2 separate regions of the Homo sapiens genome follow, and region 2 is linked to region 1. A link is an interaction called in ENCODE POLR2A ChIA-PET data of the cell type or tissue named here. Cell type or tissue: MCF 10A. All regions are shown on one strand.

Region 1 (2,500 bases):
CCTCAGGGCTCCTGTAGGCCTAACCCCAGATCTTGTGTCCCTTCCTCACCTCACCTTGAAGGGAGGGCTCTTCCCTGCCTGGGCCTCAGTTTTCTCCTCTACAAAATAAAAATGGGCCAAGTCTGCCAGGCGCGGTGGCTCATGCCTGTAATCCCAACACTTTGGGAGGCTGAGGCGGGTGGATCACCTGAGGTCGGGAGTTCGATACCAGCCTGACCAACATAGAGAAACCCCGTCTCTAGTAAAAATACAAAATTAGATGGGCGTGATGATGGGCATCTGTAGTCTCAGCTACTCAGGAGGTTAAGGCAGAAGAATCGCTTGAACCCGGGAGACGGAGGTTGCAGTGAGCCGAGATTATACCATTGCACTCTAGCCTGGGCAAAGAGCGAAACTCCGTCTCAAAAAAAAAAAAAAAAAAGGGTCAAGTCATACCCCCATGGGGTGAGGGCAGCCGTTAGGGGTCACATGGACAATAAGTCCTACATCACAGAGCTTGGCAAGGTGACAAAACCAACTCTTGGGCCTCCTTCCCCCAGATATCCCAGAGGCATCCTTCCTGGAGGAAGAGGATGAAGACCCCATCCCACCCAGCACCACGACCACCATTGCCACCTCAGAACAGAGCACGGGCTCATGTGACACCAGCCCCGACACCGTCTCGCCCTCCCTGAGCCCCGGCTTCGAGGACCTGTCCCATGTCCAGCCTGGCTCCCCAGCCATCAACGGCCGCAGCCAGACAGATGACGAGGAGATGACGGGCGAATAGCCCTGCTGCCCGGTGCCTTGAGGGGGTCTCAGGGCAGCAGCATACAAGGTGGCAGCGGGTAACCCTGCCTTGTTCTGTCATCCAGGGCTCCTTTGCTGCCCCGTTCTGTCACCCAGGGCTCCTAGGGGGACAAGGCTCTCTCCCGAGGGGTGTGGAATTCCTGGGGGGGTCTTTAATTCTGGCTCCTTCCTTCCTCAGAACATCTCTATTCTGCAAGACCCCTCTGCCATGCCAGGGCACGCCCATTCCAGCTGGAGTCGTGGGGCTGGGCACAGGGGAATTTTTCCAGAGCTGAGCCTGACGTCTGCTCTGAAGAATGCTTAGAAGGTTCCCAGACACCAGAGCCAGATGTCCCCCACCACCGGTCAGGACCTCCTTGAGGTGCACAAGCACGGTCTCCTCTGAGTTCACCCCAGCCCACCCCCGCACCCACTAATTCTGCTTTTCCTGCCCCTTGCTCCGTAAAAGTATCAAATACTTTCTCCTTGGTATCTCAAGGAGGTTTCTGAGATAGGTAGAAGTCTTGAGACGGAGGCTGGCCATCCATTCAGCCCTGAGCGTGCTGAGTTCTGTGTTTCTCTGAATAGAGGTGTGGAACCTGAGGGGCCAGCAGGCCTCTCTGAAGGCCTCCATGGAGCAAACGGAGCCACCTCGGGAAAGAGTTTAATGGAATATTTTTGTACCCGATGTTTACAGATGCTGTTGGGAAGTTATCAATAAAAAGACACCATTACTAAAAAGGGAAAAGTACACCTAGCTGTGGCTTCTTCAGTCCTTAAGCCAAGCAACCCAAAAGGAGGGCAAGTGCTGGATGTGGGGCTGGGGGCCCTGCTGGAGGGAGGTGCAGACAATCAGGCACTACAGGGCTAGAAAGAGATGTGGCCCTTTTTTGGAACCCCCCCTGGTGGGAGCTATAACAACCCAAGTTCCCGTCACCAGCTAGGTCTTCCCTCACGCTGCTGTCACTGCTCACAATACTAGTGTTCCCATCCTCATTTCATAATTCCTTCTCCAGATCTCAGCCTTCCTCCAGATAGGGGAGCCACACTAGATCCATTCCCCATCAGACACACTCCCAGGGTTACCTCATCTTCTGAGTACTTAGAAATTATGTTGTTATGACCGGGCTTGGTGGCTCATGCCTGTAATCCCAGCACTTTGGGAGGCCGAGGTGGGTGGATCACCTGAGGTCAGGAGTTCGAGACCAGCCTGGCCAACATGGTGAAACCCCATCTCTACCAAAAATATAAAAATTAGCTGGGTGTGGTGGTGTACACCTGTAATCCCAGCTACTTGGGAGGCTGAGGCAGAATTGCTTGAATCCAGGAGGCAGAGGTTGCAGTGAGCCAAGATCGCACCACTGCACTCTAGCCTGGGCAAAAAGACCAAAACTGTTGTCTCAAAAAAGAAAAGGAAATTAGGTTCTTAAAGGCATCTTCCCAGACGTGAGAGTGTCTGCTTTTGCCTGGTATAGTAGTGCCTGCAAATGTTCAAGGAAATAAACAGGTACCCCTGTTAAGCCTATAGGTAACTTCTCATTGCTCCCCATCTTCTCTGTACTCAGCACTTTTTTTTTTTGTTTTGTTTTTGAGACAGCACCTCTCTGTTGCCCAGGCTGGAGTGCAGTGGCTGAATCATGGGTCACTGCAATCTCAAACCTATGGGTTCAGGCAATCCTCCTGCCTCCGAAGTAGCTGGGACTGCAGGTGCGCACCACCACACCTGGATAGT
Region 2 (2,500 bases), 420 kb before region 1:
CTCACGCCTGTAATCCCAGCACTTTGGAAGGCCAAGGCGGGCGGATCTCCTGAGGTCGGGAGTTCCAAACCACCCTGACCAACATGGAGAAACCCCGTCTCTACTAAAAATACAAAATTAGCCGGGCGTGGTGGCGCATGCCTGTAATCCCAGCTGCTCGGGAGGCTGAGGCAGGAGAATCGCTTGAACTCGGGAGGTGGAGGTTGCGGCGAGCCGAGATAGCGCCATTGCACTCCAGCCTGGGCAACAAGAGCGAAACTCCGTCTCAAAAAATAATAACAAAATAAGCAATCGTCGCGTCCTTTCTATCCTGGTCTTAGCTTGCGCTCTGCCATAAAACTCCCTCTAGCCGAACCCGGCCCAGCCCTAGAGCAATCCGTTACTTCCGGGGCGCTCAGCCGGCATGCAAACACTCTTGGCTACAGCCCCATCTCCGAGTGCGTTCGGCTATTTCCGGAAACCGTCGGCATCTAGGCTCAAGTCCGCTAAATTCTAGTGCCCGTAGGGGTCGAGATCGTTGGCTGTTTCCGGACGCTCTGGGTTGCCATGGAAACTCCTTCAACCCTGGCTTTCTCCGACTTCTGCTTTTTGCGGCAGGCCCTTTCCCCACTCTACTGCCCCCTGTTTGCTGAGCTTGAGAACGCCTCATTTGTCCCCTGGAACCATCTATGCTTCAGTAATTCCCATAAGCTGGCGGTCGCCTCTGGGTCTAAACTCCCAAGGCCTCCATTGGGCACTGAGCACATTCGGTTATTTCCAGAAACGCTCCGCGGTCTTGGGGATCAGCCTCAGTTGTGCCAGTGCGGCCGTAGAGAGTGTTCGGCCATTTCCGAAAGCGCTCGGGCGTCTCTAAGCCCAGCCGAGCCCAGTCTCGGATCCCTCGCCGACCCGATTGCACTCGGCTACCTCTGGAAACGCTCGGCTGTCTCGGGGGCACCCTCTAGTCCACCAGTCCCGCGGGATTACGTTCGGCTACTTCCGGAAACACTCGGGTGCCCCCTTACCTCAGGCTCCGCCTCGGCCTCGGTTCATCCGCCCGGCTCGAATGCGCTCGGGCATTTCCGCCGGGGGCGGGCCAGGCCGCTCGGAACCGTGGCGGCGGCGGAGGCGGGGATCCCGCGGCTGCGGCGACGGTGGCCGCGGTGGAGCCACGGGGCGGGCTTGGCTTGGTGTGACGGCGGCTGCGGCGGCGGTGGCGGCCGCGACCAGGTGAGTCCTGACTGGCCCTCGTGGCGGGGGCGGCTGGGAGTGTGCTTAAATGCGGGGCGCCCGGGGGCAGTGCCGGGCCCCGGTGGAAGCCAGAACGCAAGCGCCAGGCTGCGTCGGGCCCCGCGGGAACTGGGGGGGCCGCAGGCAAGGGGGGGCCTCGGGCTCGGCTCCGCAGCGGTGCAGCCTCCTTGGGACGGTCGGGGCAGAATGGGGAGAGACTCCCCGCGTCCAAGATACCGGACTGGAGCCGAGGCCCCAAATGAAGGGAGGCCCTGCCTGGAATGGGGCTTCGAATAGTACCGAGGGGCGCCCAGGCATTGTGCGGGGCAGAATGGGGTGCGGGAGGGCCGGGGGTCGAACCCACTTCCGGTCCCCTAGCCGGGTGGCCGGGTCCACGCAGACCCAAGTGCGCGTCTGTGTGAGCGCTCAGGCCCTGCCTTCACCCGCGGAGCCCCCAGCCCTGCCTGCCCCGCCCCTCCCGCCTCCCGGATTCGGGGAGCGCTGCTCCCGGGGCGCGCACACCGGGGCGTGGGGGCGGGCTGGCAGGCAGATCCAGGCGGTTTTCTGGGCATCCCCTCTCGGGGCCTCAGTTTCCCCACCTGTAGAATGAGGGTAACAGAGGCCTAGGAATGGGTAAATTGGGCACCCGAGAATGTGGCGCCCCTCCGCCCTGCTCGGACACCTCTTGGGGTTCCCCGTGACTGAAGGATGCTCAGAGCCTCCACCTGACACTCGGGCCTCTTGGTGGATAGCACCTATCCTTATAGCCACCCTGAATCCTTGACAAGCAACTTAACCCACTGCCAAGGCTTTGCATGTGCCGTTCCGTCTGCCTGTCGCGCCTTCCTATCCGCTGTGATGATCCATTCTCTAGAACAGCACGTCCATCCCCCGACCCTAGCCCTGTCCATCACAGGGCGTCTGAACCCGCAGGGCTAGGCTGGGAATGTGTGCCTATCTCCGCCTCCCCAGGCTGGGACTCCTGGGGAATAATCAATGCCCTGCTGCCGGCAGCCTCCCCTCCTCCTCAGCTGCAGTACCCCCACCTTCTCCTGGCTCCCTGTCCCTGCCTGGGGCTAAGGTTCCTTCTAAGCACCTCCCCATCTGCATTTTGTGCCTACTCTGGGCCCCAGGCTGGAGCTACCTGCCAGCCCACTCACTCCTCCTCTGCAGAGACTGGAGGTCCATTTGCTTGGACTCACCTCGAGGCCTTTGCTTGTGTAGAGGCCTCTTCCTGGACTTTGTTCCCTACCTCTTAGTTCAGCTGGCCTGACCCCTCTATGGAGCTCCC

Evidence for each region. ChIA-PET counts read pairs that join two places held together with the same protein. Peaks named below come from ENCODE experiments on the same cell type or tissue, not always from the same donor. Only the 100,000 strongest peaks of a DNase experiment are listed, where the experiment ranks them.
Region 2: POLR2A ChIA-PET joins it to region 1 with 5 read pairs; 2 of 35 experiments call an interaction of 5 or more read pairs at or near these places.

What each region holds. Positions count from the first base shown.
Region 1 is chr19:18,567,863-18,570,362 of GRCh38, forward strand. It overlaps KXD1 (KxDL motif containing 1), which reads left to right. Exons shown (of 5, transcript NM_024069.4): 5 at 540-1,516. The coding sequence ends at 769. It also overlaps a transcript of UBA52 not described here. Among named protein-coding and RNA genes, the nearest start is that of UBA52, 2.7 kb to the right of the region's middle. In MCF 10A, no CTCF peak of the experiment used is centred here; no DNase peak of the experiment used is centred here.
Region 2 is chr19:18,152,086-18,154,585 of GRCh38, forward strand. PIK3R2 (phosphoinositide-3-kinase regulatory subunit 2) reads left to right here and starts at 1,078. Exons shown (of 16, transcript NM_005027.4): 1 at 1,078-1,209. RefSeq lists enhancers at 451-1,343, 649-928 and silencers at 1,039-1,418, 1,729-1,948. In MCF 10A, a CTCF peak has its summit at 626; DNase peaks (open chromatin) are centred at 476 and 956.